Regions from separate parts of the Homo sapiens genome. Here region 2 is linked to region 1. The links are chromatin loops, found by intact Hi-C in ENCODE. Cell type or tissue: ascending aorta. All regions are shown on one strand. Each heading gives the region's core, and the rest is flanking DNA. Links, peaks and the distances in the headings are about the cores only.

Region 1 (8,634 bases), core at 337-8,336:
CCTGAGCAGCTCATAATTCTGCAGGCTGATAACTCTTAGAGTGCTGGAGGGAAGTGGAGCCAACAGCCATTAGGGAAGACTGGAGATCATGCTGGGGGAGCATGGTGAACTTGAGGGCAGGGAAGGTGGACATAGAGAGAGAAGAGCCCCAAACAAATCTTATGCCTTTCACAGTAAAATAAAACCTATGGTGACAAAAATCATCTCCTAAAAATTGGTACTGGGGCAAGGCTGGGCCACAAGAAATTGTAATTGGGGAAGATGGGTTACCTTTACGTCAGAAGTGGGGGAAAGTGACAAAGGGGTTGAGTTAGGAGAGGGAAAGGTTGTGTGTCATGGGTGCTAGAAATTTAAGTCGTGGGATTAATGAGAACAAACTGGTCCACAAACCGTGAGTCCAGAGAGGTGCTGCCAAGCAGAGGACAGTGACTGAGGGTGTGCATAATGACAGGGAAGGCTCCTGGATAGAGAAGGGCCACAGTGCTGGGCATGAGCCCAGGCAGGCTGGAGAGTTTGTCCTCTGCCCCCTTCTTGAAGGTGTCATGCTCTCTCACTGTATTAGTCCGTTTTCATGCTGCTGATAAAGACACCCAAGACTGGGTAATTTATAAAAGGAAAAGAGGTTTAATGGATTCACAGTTCCAAGTGGCTGGGGAGGCTTCACAATTATGATGGAAGGCAAAAGGCACATCTTACCTGGCAGCCAGCAAAGACAGAACGAGAGCCAAGCAAAAGGAGTTTCCCCTTATAAAACCAGTAGATCTCGCGAGACTTATTCACCACCACGAGAACTGCCCCCATGATTCAAGTATGTCCCACCTGCCCTCTCCCACAACATGTGGGAATTATGGGAGCTACAATTCAAGATGAGATTTTGGTGGGGACACAGCCAAACCATGTCACTCACCTTCCTTGTATTTGCACACAGGTTCTCTCTCCCTGACATGCACCTGCCTATGCCACCACCAGGTCAGTGCTCACTCGCCCTTTGAGATCTCCATTCTGCACATGCTGGAGTGCCCCAGGTCCTAAGAAGACACCTCTTTCTACACCCTCTCTCTGGTTGATCACGTATAGCCTCATGACTTTTCATACCATTTGCATATATTGAGTTTGCAAATGTGAGACGATGACTCCAAGTTGTACCTGTAGTTGACATTTTCCAGGAACTCCAGCCTCTACCTAGATGTCTAATGAGTATCTCGAACTTAACATATCCCTAAACCAAATCAAACTCTCCCTAATGCCATACATCAAACTCCAATTTGGGTAGCTCTGCTGTTCAGAAAACATTACAAAGTCAACTCACCTCACACCGTTCCAGCAGTGCCTCTGTAGTCTGGTACCCCAAGGGCCCCTGTGTCGGTCAGCACTCTCCACATCTCCAAGGCTTACGACGACAGCCATCTCATTCTCACTCCCACCTCTGTCATGGCTGTGTGCCACGGTGGCAGCCCTGCTCCATAGGCTTTCCCATTCTAGGACCTGGACTGGAGGGTACCCCCTGTTGGAAATGCCTCTTCTCAGAGCAGAGGGAAAAAAGCAAGAGCCAACCAGGCAATGGCCCTCAAAACTTCTGCTCAGATGTGGCCTTTGCTCATGTCCCTCGAGGCAAAGCAAGTCACATGGCCAAATGCGCAGTCAATAAGGTTGGAGGGGTACACTCTGTCCCTGGGAGAGGCAGGCAAGGCCCATGGTAAAGGCAGAGGATGCAGAATCCTGTGACGGCCAAGGAGCAACTCAATCTCCCATCAGTCCTAACTTGTCCCCCTACTTCTACTCTCTCCTCCCTCACCAATTCCATTCTCTACACATCAACTAGAATAATTAAATACATGATTTAAAAACTTCATCTGACCATATCACTCTTCCCTCAGACCCTCCAATGGTTTCAAGTCCACTTGGGGTAAGAGAAAAAGTTGTAATCCTCCTAGTGGCCAACAATGCCCTGCAGAACCTGACTGCACACCAGCCTCTGACGGGTTCTGAGACTCTGTAGCCTCCATGTCCTACCTCATCCACTCCACTCCCAGTACACCGACTGCCCTGCAGACCCGCAAAATCCACTCCTGTCCCAGCACCTTTGCACTTGCTGCTTTCCCTGTCTGGATACTCCACAGCTCACTCCCTCACCCATCACCACCTCAGCCCCACCCTGCTGAGACCTGCAACCCCACCTGGCCCCCAGTGTATCTCCTGCTTCCTCATTTCCTCCATGGCACCCAACCCACCACCACCTTCCCGTGCTTGCAGGTTCACTGCCTCACCAGAAGGAGAGTTCGTCTACAGGTCTGGTGGGGCAGCACTCAGTCTTGATTACATCTGCACCCTCAGAGCTCAGAGCAGGTCTTGCCGCACATCCCTCCCTTGGGTCTTCACTCTCCCATCCCCATGTGATTTGGGTTTCTCCAGGTCTTTGGATATCCCTTCATGCTGATTTCCAGTACACAATTCTCCTCTCACATTATGGTCCCCATCCATCACCTGTGGCTGTTGGCAGTGGCAGACGGAAGGTGTGGATGGCACTGGAGACCTCAGGGTAGCAAAGCCAGGGCAGAGAACAGCTCGAAGTGAGTTGTGGCTCAGCTCACAAAGGTTCTACAGGCCAGAGGCCTCTGCCAATGCCCTCCACACAAGAAGAGCAAACAGGGCAGCCTCAGGGTTATGCAAGAAGCAGGGACCTGGCTCTGCTACTCCAGTACCAGGACCATCCCCTCAAAACAGAGCACAGAGAAATTCCCCTGGGAGGACGTGGGCTGTGTAGATGCTGGCTGGACCCAGGCTCTGCTCAGGCCACAGCAATTTCTGTCCCCCTGCCTAGCACCAGGTGTGATCCACTTCTGAGAGGGCCATGGGAAGACAGTGGAGATGTGTCCCGGCCCTTGCTTTATTCTCTTTCTTAACCCTTTTTACATTCAATTTTTGAATGAATGACATGTTCTCATAATTCAAAAATTTGAAAATATGATATATTATCTCTTGCCTTCCCAGACCCCCTATAATGACTACTAGACCATTCTTTGTGTATCTTTTTAGAGTTTTTTAAATGTATATCCAAGAAAACATGAATATAAACTGCCTTTATTCACATTTTTTGTAATATAGAACGTGCACACTACCATTATGTCTTGCTTTTTCCACTTAATGCTATACATTGGAGACTTTCCACATCTGTTCATAGAAAGCTTCCTGATTCATTTTTCAGAGCTGCATAGTATTCCATTGCTGAATGAACTACATTTTATTTAATTTTCCCCCCATTGATGGACTTTCTGGTTGGCTCCAATCTTTTTATTATACAAATGATACTGCAACAAGGTACCATGGGCATATGTAAGAGAATTAGCAGAAGCCATAAGTGGTCCATTGGTCCATTGGTTCATATTTTTTAACAGGGAACAGTTAAAAAAATTTACTTACAAGTGATTTCCACCCTAAATGCATGTAAATCCTCCTCAGAGCTTCTAAAATCTACAGATGCTCAGACACACCTGAGATAGGGCCCAGGGATTGGTCCTTTTCAAAAGCTCTTCAGGGCATCTAATGCATGGCCGGGGCCAGGCACTGAGAGTGTGAGGAGGAACTGAATTTTAGGAGGAGAGGTGAGGCTGGAGAGAGAGGAAGGGGTTGGGGCTGTCTCTGCTGTGAGGCACTTTCGAAAGATAAGTGGGCAAAGAGTTTCTTTTTTAGTAAATTTAGCTGTGATGTGACAGGGTGCTTTCTCCCCACCTCCCTTCAAGTGGCAATTAATCAAGGCCTGCATTACTTGGTAAGGGGTGTGGACCTACTCTGAGGTCTTTCAGCTGTATAACTCTGTGGGACAGGCCTAAAGGGGCACCCATATTTATTTCCTCGGGTAAACACATGTTGTCGACTTATGGGGTCTCCACACAGGTGTGTGAGGCCTATGCTGTTAGAAGCTTTATTCTGTAGATGGAGATGCCAGGGCACAGAGGGTTTAAGTAGCCTGCCTAGGGTCACACAGCTCAGCAGTGCAAGACTGACATGCAGGCCTAAAAGGTGAGGTTTCCCGCCAGCTGATGTCCTTCCCTGTGACTATCAGGACTTGCAGACTTTGGGCACTTTGTAAGTGTCGTTTGTCTGTTGCCTTCATCTTTCTAAATCCTTTTCTATCCCTGGCCCCCTGGAACTTCTTTCACATCAGCTTTCCCGAGGGTAAACCATGTCTAGGGTGAAGTGTTTTCATGGCATCCTTTTCTTTTTCTGGGAAAGGTGCAGGGAGCACTTCAGGATGCACCGTCAAAACCCTCCCCCCGCCGCCATTCCACCAACCCCCACCAGGAAGGCCTCAGAAGCCTGGTGTGCAGCAGCCCCCGCTAGGAACACAGGAGGGTGCAACCCGAACCAGCGCCTCCCAGATAAGGGCCTGGCAGGCAGGGACTGGGCAAGTAACCATCCTACCTCATATAGAGGCATCCTGGGGGCTTCCATTGTTCGCTCTCCTGGGAACGCCCAGGGCTGCAGCCTTATCTGCTGCTGGCACAAGAGGCATCTTTTCTTATTGAATCGGGAACAGGATCTTGATAAGGCAGCCTTGGCCATCAGGGATCATCAGTTTTAACGTTCCTTTCTCACTCTGGAATAGAGCAAGATTTGTGGAGGCTGTGTGCTATGAGCAGGCAGGGAGGCTCAGCTTCCCCAACCCACCCAGGAGCCTGGAGAGAGGTCTCAAGACTGAGCCTGTGGGTGCACCCTTCCCTTGTTGAATATCACTGTATGTATGTGTGTGTGTGTGTGACCATGTGTCTGCCTGTCCGTGTGTGTGTGTATCTCTGGTGTGAGTCCCTGTGTGTAAATGTTTCTATGTGCATCTCTGTGTATGTGTTTGTGGCCCTGTGTCTGCCTGTCCGTGTGTGTCTGTGTATGTATCTCTGGTGTGTGTCCCTGTGTGTATATGTTTCTGTGTGTATCTCTGTGTATGTGTTTGTGGCCCTGTGTCTGCCTGTCCGTGTGTGTGTGTGTGTGTATCTCTGGTGTGTGTCCCTGTGTGTCTATGTTTCTATGTGCATCTCTGTGTATATGCTATTGTGTGTTTTGTGGGTTGCAGTCTCAGAGCTCTAATTCCTTTGAAACAGCCTTTCAATCCCTTTAGGTGGGGAAAAGTTTGGAGTTGTTAACCCCGTTTTACCGGAGAAGGTCCACTAAAGAAGAACCAACGTCAGAAGCTTTTCTAAAAAGACACCCTGAGCCCAAAGAGTTCCTGGCTCCAGAGGAACTCCCGCCCAGGAGGAGATGGGCACGAATCCCACGGCCCACGAGGTGGCGCTAGAGCCTCACGCACCTGCCCCTGCGGAGGGAGCACGGAGTCCGCACTCATTACCTCTCTGGTATTTTACTGCCAAGGCTGCGTTTATCACTCTAGAGTAACTCAGAGGCCAATTGTGGCACCGCACGGAACTCCCCAAGGGCCATAGCCTCGTTTTGTGGACGCTGAGACTCAGGACCTGCTAGGGTCTGGGCAAAGGGGGCTCAGTACATTGGTTGCGATGACCAAAAATAAGCAGAACCGTGATCACTTTGATGACAATATATTCTAGAGTTTCTTAAAAAGTATTTTTAATATTGTTTTGCTTTCCACAAGTTGGGTGCAGTACAATTGAAGAAGGGGATTCTGAGGCCTTTCATCTGTCAGAGTTAGCGTAGGGCTGGCTGTGGAGCTGGAAGTGGGGCATCTGTCACAGAACCCCCCGAAAGCTGTTGAGACTTGGGAAGAAGATTGGGACAAATGAGTTTCATGGGCTCCTGCTGCTGGCTGGAGCCTGTGTCCCCAGGTCCAGGCCTAAGGAGGAGAGGACTTCAGAACTGACCACCTTCAAGTCTCCTGCTGGCGGGAGCTTCCATGTCTCTCTCGGGGACCCAGTGTCCCCACAGGCTGGCCTGGCACAGGCCTCATGGCTGTGGGCTGGTGCTGGCACCCACTCCTGCCTGCCTCGCTCCTGCTTTTCACCTGTCCCCATGCCCATGAAAGGGTCAGCATCCACAGCTGCAGCCACCAAGCCCAACCTCTGGGACAAAGACGTGTCTTGGTTTTGGCCTTTGGGGCTGGGCAGCCCAGGTGTTGTCACTCAGACTGTTCAAGGACCTCTAGGGCTCCCCTTTCCCACTGTGGCCAAGAAGACCTACATTTCAGGGCCCAGCACAGCAGACACTTTCACCTTCTAAGCCTCTCATAACCAGCTTCAGCCAAAATGACCCCTGTCCACCCCAGCCTCCTCTTCTGCATTTTCCAACTTGCCTGGCATCTCCAGGACCCGGGAACCTTAGCACATCTCTACCTGCCTGCCTACAACGTCCCCAAGATGCGGGACAGTGGCCCCTTGCCACCCCTTAAATTCTCTCTTGCCCCCAAGGCACCTGGGACAAACCTTGTTCTTAAGAAGAGTAGAACAAATATTCATAAAATGAATTAATGTCCAAGCTCTTTCTTTCCCTATAGAGTCCTTGCTTCTCTGCCTCTCTCCCTTCTTCTCTCTCTCTTTCTGTCTCTGTCTGTTTCTCTCACCCTCCATCCTTATCTAAAGCTGGCAGAAAAAGAGACTTTATTTAAACCCAGGGGCAGGAACTTGATAAGGCAGCTTTAACCATCAAGGATCATTACTTTTAATATTTCTCCCACACTCCGCAGTAGATCTGAGCCAAAAGATGGAGAAAGGATTCCCCTGCTCTGGAATATGGGAAGATTTGGGGAAGCCAGTGTGCAGAGGACAGGCTTCCACCACGAACCTGGACAGGGCCTGGAAAGAGATCTTGGGACTAAATGTGTAGGTACACACTTCTCCTGTTAAATGCTTCTGGGAGAGTGTGTGTGTGTGTGTGTGTTTTGTTTGCTGCAATATCATATTGCAGTTCATATTGATGGGAGAAGTTTGCAGTTGGTCCCCCACTTAACTGGAGAGTGACCTCCAAAGAAGAGCCACTGTGAGAGACTTTGGAGCAGCAGATCTACAGATGGCCCTTGGGGTGTGGGGACACCACAGTTATTGAAACACAGAGCCTCCTGCAGACTGCACCGGCTGCGCCCTCCAGGGCCCAGGCTTGGTCCCTCTTCCCATGGTGCATGGGAATCTCTCCACACACAGGGCTGTGCTGCTCTACTGAGTCAGCGTAGAGTGCTTGATGGCACGAGGAGAGCGGGGCCGGCCAACGTCATTGGATGAAGGCTTCAGTCGTGTTTCCACAAAACATAGACGTGTTCTCCTTTGTCGATCCTCAGTAAGGGCACACCAATGTGATTTCTGTTATTAATATATGCTCTTCAGTTATTCACAAAAGGTGATGTGTCCCAGCACTATTACCATCTGTGAAGGCTTGTTTTGCTTTCTATCTCTTAATCAGATGTCCTCAAGTTCAAAGAAGCAGTTTATTATACATGTTTGGTCATTGATGCAACCACCGAAGACATCATTGCTTTCTAGTGAAGGGAAGCGTCATTCCTTTTTAGTGAAAAATCATTAAATTTGGAGTCAGAGTCCCCACCGCTCTCACTAAGAACCTGTTTCCATGTGTTTGTGTGTGAGACACTCATTGATTACTTCAGCTCCTTCTCAGATAGAGTTCAGAAAAGCACCTCAGATTTAATGAGGAAAATGCAGGCATATGAACTCCTAATGGAGTAAGGAGAAGATGAGAGACCATTGTGCTTCTCAGGTGACCAGAAACTCCTGTTATTTTAGTGTAATACTGTCAGCCTCCCATTTGTTCACTCCAAGATCATTTATTAAAGAAGATGGAGAAGGAAAGCAACTTGAGCTGAGCACTTTCAAGGGGGCGGGTGCTTGCTGCATGCAGGCTGGGGTCTGAGATGGATGGAGCTAGTCCCTGCCCCCTAGGAGCACAAAACTGAGTGCAGCAGCTCTAAAAATCAGGCCCCCAGACCACCTGCATCTGAATCACGGGGTTTGTGTGCTAACAATGTGCATTTGTGAGTGTGGCCTAGATTTATGCTGCCTTTACTGCCCATGCTACAGAAACACCGCCTGGTGGGTAACCTGGACAAGTCAAGTGAAATCCTAGCCCAGCGTCGTAAGTGGTGTGTAAGGGAACAGCCACTGAAAACCAAGATGATGGCAAACACTTGCTCATGATCTGTCACAGGCCTGCACCGAGTGCTGCAGGTGTGAACTCCTGTAATGCTGCAACAACCATTCTAGGTGGTGTCTGCTGTCAGCCTCATTTTGTGGGTGGGGAAACTGAGGCACAGAGAGGTCAAGTAACTTTCCAAGGTCACACAGTTGGAAGGCTGAGGGGATGCTAAACACAGTGGTCTAGCTTCAGAGTCCAGGATCTTGAGTGCTAGGCTACCCGGCCTCTGCTGGGGTGTTAGAAGGAAGACCCTCTGTGTTAGAAGGATAACTAACCACTTAGAAAATTCAGTCTTTGAAGGTTTGGCTTGAGTTGTAGATTTACAAACTGGGACTGAAATTTGGAAATACTGGACCCGATGAAATTAGAGAGAAAGAATGGTTTGATTGGAAGAGAGACAAACAAAGGTATGCAGGACCTTTATAAGGAAATAAGTAAGAATGTTTCCCTTGGAAGAAGCCCTGGGGTTCCAGTCTGAAACTACAGTTGAAAGAAGGAGAGGACCAGCTGAACCTACCTGGGGCCCCATGG
Region 2 (8,634 bases), core at 351-8,350, 680 kb after region 1:
TGGATACTGGCTCAGTCTCAGGGAGGGCTGGGGGAGAAACATAATGCTGGGTCTTGCCCAACATTTCACTCTGAATTGTCTCGAGAGGGCTTTCTTCCTCAGGAATTTCTGCACTGAGATGGAACTTTACAACCTTTTTTCACTCCAAAAGGTAAAAAATGAGTAAATAATATAGTTGAAAACAAGCTGTTGTTCATATATACTCCTAGCCAGTAGAGGAAACCAGTTGAGAGAGAATGAGTGGGATCTATAAATCTCACTTTTGTATCAGAGAGACAGGAAAAAAGGCATGATTTGCTCTATGCCATTGATATACATACAAATATCTGGCTCTTGTCAAATAAGAATTTTAATTAAAATGGTCACAATGGTATCCAGCCCTTCTGCTGACATAGGGAATCCCTGAGCACCAGTGACCATGGATACTCTCAGTTGTTTCAAAAATGAATAACGAAGATGTTTGGTAAAGCTCTTCCAGGTTAATGTTGAAGATTTTTCCAACCATGTCTAGAAAGGCGACAGTATGTGATACACCAATTCATACAAAAGGTGGCCCTGAGGATTTAGAGAGATAAACAGAGTGCCAGGCTGAGTGTAATCCCTACCATACAGAAGGCCCCCTCGGTGAAGGTCAGTCAAACTTCCACTGGCCAATGAACACACTAACCCTTGGGCTGAGCTTGGATTGACAGTACATGACAAATGGTTAAGACTAGTGTTGATTTCCACCTTTCCTTCATTCAGCAAGCACTCTATTTCTTCCCTGTTCTTTCTGTGTTTGCCTGAGATCATGCAATTATCAATAACAGTAGTTATAACTAACATTCATTGAGTATTTACTGCATGCCAGCCCTGTTCTAAGTGTTTCACACGTATTAACTCACAAAATCCTTACTGCTCCTCTATAATGTAGATTCTGTTATTACCACCCTAATTATATGAGTAAGGAAACAGAGGCACAGGAGAGTGAATTAACTTGTCCAAGGGCACATAGCTTTTGTATTAGTTATCTCTTGCTGTACAATTTACCCCAAAACTTAGTGGCTGAAAACAACCAACACTTATTGTCTCACAGCTTCTGTAGATCTAGAATTCAGGAGCTACTTAGCTGAGTACTTATGAGGTTGCAATCAAGATGTTGGCTGGGGCTGCAGTCATCTGAAGGCTTGACTGGGGCTGGAGGATCCACTTCCAAGATGATACACTAATATGGCTGTTGACAGGAGGCCTCAGTTCCTTGCTACGTGGACATCTCTATAAGTTGCTTGGTGTCCTCACAACATGATAGCTAATTTTCCCCAAAGCAAACAATTCCAGAGAGAAAGAGAAAACCCACAGCACCCTTTAGACTTAGTCTCTAAAGTTACACACCATCACTTCCACTTTATTTAACAGAAATGAGTTACTAAATCCAGCCAACATGTAAGGGGAAGGAACGTAGGCTCCATCTCTTGAAGAGGGAGCATCAAATATTTTGTGCCTGTGTTTTAAACCATGTAAGCAGTAGAGCTGGGATTTGGCCCCCTCAGACTGGCTCCAACAGCTACATGCTTCACCACTACAGTAGGTGCTCCCTGAGTTTACGTGGGTCTCTCAGCCACATGTACAAAGCTCTGTAGTCTTTTCTATTTATTTATCCACCCATCTATCCATTCATTCATCTACCTGTCCATTCATCCATCTGTCCACCCATCCAGTCATCCATCCATCCACCCACCCATACATTCATCAATCCATTCATCAATGGGTTATTGCTCAGTGCAGGTAGTCCTCTCCTCCAGGCTCCTTCCCTCAGAGCTGCAGGTCCAGGCACCACTGCCTATCATGGAGGCTTTCTGGGTATTTCTGGGAATTATGCAAGAAGCCTATGACCCCAGAAAAGAGTTTTCAAACCAATCAGTTAAGACACTTAGGAGAGCATCCCCACCTCTCTATACAATCCCAGAAGTTTCTCTCTAAAACAGCACCGACCATAACATTCATGGATAACTCCTATTGTCTACAGGATTACAGGATAACATGCAAATTCCTTGGACATCATTGAAGTCCTTTTACAATGCTACCTTACCTGACCAGTATCATCTCATGTCCCCATCTTCACTTCAGCAGCCCAACGAATCACTCACTAGCTGTCGCTTCTAGATAATTACTGACCCCACTGCCCTGCATTTATCCTTCAAGGCTCTCCTAATAGGTCCCATCCTCTTTGAAATCTTCTCTGACACCACCACCCGCCAAGTTAGCCGGCTTCTGTTTGGCCCCATAGGGCCTTTGTGCATAACACTCAAATGCATTTAACACTTTGTTTTGTGAATTTCTAGCCTTCCACTAGAGAAATATCTCTGTGACAGTAAGAACTTTTGTAGGGCTAGGCAAAGAGCAGCAATTCCAAATGCTTGCCTTTGCCAATGAATGAATTAATGGATGGATGAATGGATTGTTGGCTGGCTGTATGAATGAGTGAACAGAAGGGTGTGTTGATGAATGGGTTGATGAATGGGTGAATGAGTGAACTGATGGATGACTGAAATGACTGGATGGGTGGGTGGATAGGTGGGTGGATGGATGGATGGATGGACAAATGGTTTGGTGTGTGGGTGGGTATATGGGTGAGGAAGTGGATGGATGGATGGATTGAATGAATGGATAAATGGATGGAGAGAAACAGTTTCTGATCTCTTGGAGCTTATGCAATAGTCAAACAAAAATAATTTTAACACATACTTTGAAGAAATTTGCTAAAGAAAAATGTTATGGAAAACAGCCCCATCATGATGAACTCATATGAAACATAAAGCATAAATTTCAAATACAAACAACAACAAAAAGGGAGGAAGAAGAAAGAAAGGGAAAGGAGAAGAAAGGAAAGGTCAAATAAAAGCACTCGTTAGTATTTCTGCAAACCCAAGGATTTGGTACTCCTGGCAAAGCAGGGCTATTTGGAGGTGTTTTTATTGGTTTTCCCCAAAAAACTGAAAATAAATTCTTTTGGCCAAGTTGATCTCTGGATGGAACACAGGGAGCTGCACATATGTGGCAGGATCAGAGCAGGTGAGGGCTGCCTACCAGGAACTGAGCTGTTGCCATGGAAAAGCCATCTCCCAGGCTGTGTACCGGAGTCCTCTCCCTCCCCATCCCCAGGCTGTCACACTGCAGCAGACTAGCTGGAGCTTGTCTCAAGCCACAGGAGGGACCAGTCCTGCAGTCCAAGGCCAGCAGAGTGGTGGGCACTGCCAGCATCGTGGCACCTGGGGAGAGGAACTGGAACCAATTATCGATTTCTGCCACTGGACAGTTAGACTCCTGAGTGCAACGTCAGCCTGACCAGGAGCCCTCTTCCTAGTCAACTGGGACCAGCACTGTAGTCACTCCTAATAAGGTCTCAGGTCCCAATGGGGACTGGTGGAGGTGGGGAAGGGGACATAGAGCTATTGGCACTAGAAATCTCCACCAGTGCCTGCAGAGCCTGCTGCTTTCTCTCGTGGTTCCTCAACCTCAGCACTATTGGCATTTGGAGCCAGGTCACTCTCTGTTGCAGGGGCCATCCTGCGCCTTGCAAGCTGTGTGCAGCATTCCTGGCCTCTACCTCTAAGTGCCAGTAGCACCCCCTCCAGTTTGACAATCAAAAATGTCTCCAGACATGGCTGCTGTCCCCACTTGGGCCAACACAACCCTGCTGAGAACACAGCTCTGGCTGGTGCCTTGCTTTCCCCTGGTTTTGCTCATCCACTTGCTACCTCCCCAAGCTGGCCCTGTGCACAGCCAGAAGTGGATGGAGTTTGTCTTTGAGCACAGCCCCCAGGCCAATGCCAGCTGCCCTGCACCTCATACGCCCACCCACAGGCCTCAGCACTCCCTGGTGTCCCTTCCACAAGGCACTGGGCTGTCCACTTCATTGCTTCACCCAACATAGATCCATCAGGTGCCTGGTGTTGGCTGGCGGCAGAGTTCAGTGGTGAGCAAAGTGCAGGGCCTCCCTCCTGCACTAATAGATGGAGCTTAGGGCCTACCTGGCCTGCCCGGCCTGTCCTACCATGTGCTTCTGGAGGTCACGGGACTCACACCTGGCCCATGCCAGGACCACCTCCTGGAGAAAGGACCCCTGTACCCTTCCTCTCCACCGCTGACCCAAAGGTCAGTCCCCAAGCCACAGACTTGCCACCTCCCTTTCTGCACTCAGACGTGCCCTGTGCCAAAGGTCAGTCCCCACGCCATGGGCCTGCCCATCTCCCTTTCCGCACTCAGCCCTGCCCTCCGCCAGCACTCCTGCAGTTCTGTGGTGCCCACGAATCTCCCACGGACCCTGTTAAAATGCAGGCTCAGATTCAGGAGGTCTGGGTTCTGCATTTGCAACCTGCTGGCAAGGGTGCAGGTATTGCTGGTCCAGAGCTCACATGAGGACAGAGGAGCCAAGCCACAGTTAGAGAAGCTGACAAGCGCAGCAGGGTCGGCGCACCCCACCCCCACCCCCACCCCCACCCCCGCTATTGACATGGGTTGGGGTCAGGGGTCTGGCTTGCCGTTAAGGTAACTCTAGCATAGGAATTTGGGAGTCAATGTAACAGTGATGGACTGTTTAGGGGTGGACCTCCAAATTCTTCTTTTGGTGTAAGAGTCTATAAGAGCCTGCTTGCTGGTTTGAAATTGCTTCCAGGAGCAGCGAAAGCCCCTAGTGACTACCTGCGGAGTCCGAATCAGGAGGTCAGCCCTTTTATGGCCACACGGCCTCTCCTGGGGCCGGAGAATTCCGCTCAGGGCAGGGCGATGCGGCGGCGCCCAGGGACTGGGTGTCATCGCAGCAGCTCCTCCCAGGGGTGCTGGGGACCGAGGGGCAGAGGCGCAGCCCGAGGGTCCCCGCGATGACAGTGGTGCTCATCCCCAGCGCGGTCAGCGCACCAGAAACCCGCACCGTACCTGCAGCCCTGAAAGACGCAGCGAGCGCGTGCGCCACCTAGCGGTGCGTCGGCTGCCCAGCCCGGCGCAGTTTCTTAAAGCCAATGCAGCCACTCGCGGAAAAATCCCCGCCAACTTGATTCCTTCCTCTCTGAGGTCTCATCTGTGTGGCCTTTACATCTCTGAGACGCAGCCATCATATTAACTCCAGATCCTTAAAGGAAAGACTTTTGGTTTTGCACAGGCCAGTAGTTCAAAACGGAGCCCCTGCTACATTGCCAGACGCTGGGAATATCACATTAAATAAAAGAAAGCTCATGGCTCAAGGGCCCAGTCCAAAGGAGACACTTAGAAAGTGGTGCGAAGGGTGTCGATTGAGTCAAACCCGGAGCAGCAGAGGAGCTCCGAGCAGGACTGCATGAGTCCACCTGGAAGGCTTGGGGACAGGGGCAGTGCAGGGTGGGCTGTCTGGGAAAAGCAGCCCTTACCTCTCCTTAGCCACCCTAAGTGAGTAAGTTGTCCAGATTTCTTTCATTCAATCATTCATTCATTATTCATTCATTCATTTATTCATTCGTCGTTTATTGCCCTCATGCTATGCGCTCTGCAGTGTTCTAGGTAGTCAGGACACAGCATGAGTAAACCAAGCTTACATCCAAGTGAGCAGAGAAAGACTAAACCAGAAAGTAAGCCTGTCGGAGTGAGACGTGCAGAAAGGAAAGGAATCACGGCTCTGGAGGGGGTGAAGTACGTGAGGTATAGGGGAGTCAGGGAAGCTGTCCCTGCAGAGCTAATACTAGATCCATCCTGGGTGAGAGGAGGTGTGAGCCCTGTGGGTATCAGGGAGAGAGTGTTCCAAGCAGAGAGGACCTGCATGCAAAGGCCCTGTGGTGAAAGGAAGCTTGGAGAAGCATCAAGGAGGCCTGACTCGGCGGAGCCAGTGGGTGAGGAGGGGAGTGGGCAGAGAGGAGGCGAGTGAGGTCACAGGCACCAGGCCAGGGAGAGCTTTGTGTGGCTTTTGCTCTGAGAGGGGAGCCCTGGAGGGTGTCGAGCAAAGAGTGGCATGACATTACATGCATTTTGAAAGGATGGCTGTGGTTGGCGTGTGAGCTGTAGATGACCAACTGTCCTCATTTGCTTGGGACTGAGGGATTTCCGGGATGTGGGACATTCAATGCTAAATGTGGGTAAGTCCCAGGCAAACAGAGATTAGTTGGTCACACAATGTGCAGATAGCAGCCAGTAACTGGGGAAAGGTTTGCTGCAGTAACTCAGCTGAGAGCTGACATTGGGGACAGGTTGGGTTGAAGGTGAAAAAGATGCCGTTGAGTTCCGCAAACCATATCTGGGGCATATTTCAGGGATCTGAAGGTTCTCCCCTGGCCCCACACTCCAGAATAGCCTGTTTACACTGGCTAGAGGGCAGTTAGACTTCACATGGTTGGGATATGCTGTCATCACTAAGGGAAATCACAGGGCTCAAAGTCACAGCATGGAAGCAAACAGGTAAACCCTGAGGGAACAGCATCAGCTCTCCCTGCTCTTTGGCCATCTTCTCTCCCAAGGCTCCTCCAGGTGTCTCCGATGTGCAGCCAGGATGAGCCCCAATGAGAGCCCCTTCCCCTTCTTTCCTCCACTGGTTTGCCTGATCAACTCCTACTCATCCTTCAAAGCCCAGCACATCTTTTGTAAAGACTTCCCTGCTTCAGTCCTGCCTAGAGAATCCCTCCCTTCCCTGTCCCCCTCTAACTCTGAACACACCTCTAAAATTAAACATACCCATCTGTCTGCTGGTTATGCATGTCAGTGCCTGTGTCCTCATTTCTGTCTCATCCCTGTGTCCCTGTGTTGTGTCCTATCCACAACAGGTGTGTGATGAGTGAGTTGGACACAACACAGACACAAGTGAGCCCAGCCACTGGGCCAGGAAAAGTGCTGCTCTGAGATGCACCCTCATTTCTGAAGCTGAGAGACAAATCCTATCCCTGAGAAAAGGAAGCCTGGAGCCCCAGGAAGGAGGATGGATGAGCTCCAAGGAGCCGGCTCCTGGAAAGAAACAGGACTGGAAGAGGGGGAGGGGACAGGGGCAGCCCAGCCAAAGGAAGCTGCAGGACAGTCCAGCTGGAGATGGAAGCCTCCCAGTAATGGGACCACCCAGGAAAGCTGATGGACAACCACCCACTTCCCTAGCTCCAGCAGGCTGCCCCTGGGCCTATCGGCCATAGCCCTAGAGATGGTTCAGGTCCCAACCCTCTTCCTCCAGCCTCTGCTCCATTTCCACCACTCCTCTTTCCCTCATGCTGTCTTACCTGTCCCCGTCTCCTCTCAATTCTTCTTCTCCTCCTTTGTTTTCTCTCTCTCATTTTGCATTCAATAATGAATATTATTGCTCATTAAAAACGTTTTGAGAATAATGTAAAAAGGAGACTTTTATAGCATTTACCACACTTAAAAGAAAAATCTGGCCTGGACAATGTAGCAAGACTCTGTCTCTACAAAAAATAAAATAATTAACAGGGCACAGCAGCATGCACCTGTAGTCCCAGCTACTTGGGAGGCTGAGACAGGAGGACCACTTTAGCCCAGGAGTTCGAGGCTGCAGTAAGCTGTGATGGTACCACTGCACTCCCACCTTAGCCACATAGCCAGATCCTATCTCAAGAAAACAGAGAGAGAGAGAAGAAAGAAAGAGAAAGGAAGGGAAGGGAAGGGGAAGGGAGAAAAAGAGAAAGAGAGAAAAACCTACCATCTCCTTACATGTGTATTACATCTTTATTTCCTTTTTGATTAGGTAAAAAGTCCAAGTGAAACAACCATAGCTGATAAGTTTATACTAAGCTAAGGATATACCATGTATCTTGAACTTTAACATTTTCAAGTAAAAAGAGATGTCAGAGAACCCAAACTGACTTATGAAAAAAGAAAAAAAAATTGAGGATGTCTTAGCTCATACAACCAAAAACCCAGGGGGAGAGGACTTCCGATGCTGCCGGTTCCTAGGCGCTGAGATGACCCCCAGACCCAGCTCCTTTTCTCCAGGTCTCCTGCTTTCCCTTCCTTCTGCATCACCGTCATCCTTAGACTACTTCTTTCATGGTAGCAGAAGTGTCCACCACATTTCAGGCCCCAACTTCTCACAAGCAGAAGAGTCAGGATCTCTTCCAGAAGCTTCCACAGAAAAGAGAAGCTTCCTTCCTAGAAGCTAAAGCTATATTTCTTTGCATCTCATTGTCCTTAAGGAGGTCATATGCCATTTCCGACCCAATCACTGGGGACAAGCAGATGAGCTCTATGGACTTGCTTAAGCCAAGCAGGGATCACCCTTAAGAGATGGGGTCAATCCCTCCTAGACTACAGGTAGAGAATGGGTCAAGACACAATTCCCTCCAGAGCAATTAAGTAAAAAAAAGAAACAGAAAGTATTCCAATTGGAAAGAAGTAAAACTAGTTCTATTCAAAGATAACATGATCTTATACAGAGAAAACCCCAAAGAATCCACAAAAATACTACGAGAGCCAATAAACAAATTCAGAAAAGTTGTAGAGTACAAGATCAACACAAAAAAAAATGTTGAATTTCTATACATAAGGACCTAGGAAGAAACAAACTCCGCATCTCGTACTATACTCTTACAACAGATAACACTTCCATGACTCCAGAGGGCTGTTGGGGTTTCTCCAACAACAACCAGTGCTGCAGGTCATTCTCCAGTGGACACCCCTGTGTGTTCCCTAATTCAG

The links. A loop is a pair of places that touch in the nucleus more often than their neighbours do. Peaks named below come from ENCODE experiments on the same cell type or tissue, not always from the same donor. Only the 100,000 strongest peaks of a DNase experiment are listed, where the experiment ranks them.
Region 2: it touches region 1 in a loop (6-fold over the local background); 31 of 110 quality-filtered maps call a loop at or near these places.

Annotation. Positions count from the first base shown.
Region 1 is chr21:38,352,856-38,361,489 of GRCh38, reverse strand. LOC107985513 (a long non-coding RNA gene) reads right to left here. Exons shown (of 2, transcript XR_001755040.2): 1 at 8,621-8,634; 2 at 5,556-7,432. Among named protein-coding and RNA genes, the nearest start is that of LINC01423, 11 kb to the right of the region's middle. In ascending aorta, for the core only: a CTCF peak has its summit at 5,277 (motif pointing right); a DNase peak (open chromatin) is centred at 5,279; H3K4me3 peaks cover 520 bases; H3K27ac peaks cover 3,035 bases.
Region 2 is chr21:37,671,715-37,680,348 of GRCh38, reverse strand. All of the region lies in intron 3 of KCNJ6 (potassium inwardly rectifying channel subfamily J member 6), which reads left to right. All of the region lies in intron 1 of KCNJ6-AS1 (KCNJ6 antisense RNA 1), which reads right to left. Among named protein-coding and RNA genes, the nearest start is that of KCNJ6-AS1, 160 kb to the right of the region's middle. RefSeq lists an enhancer at 4,395-5,294. In ascending aorta, for the core only: a CTCF peak has its summit at 4,953 (motif pointing left); a DNase peak (open chromatin) is centred at 4,948; H3K4me3 peaks cover 523 bases.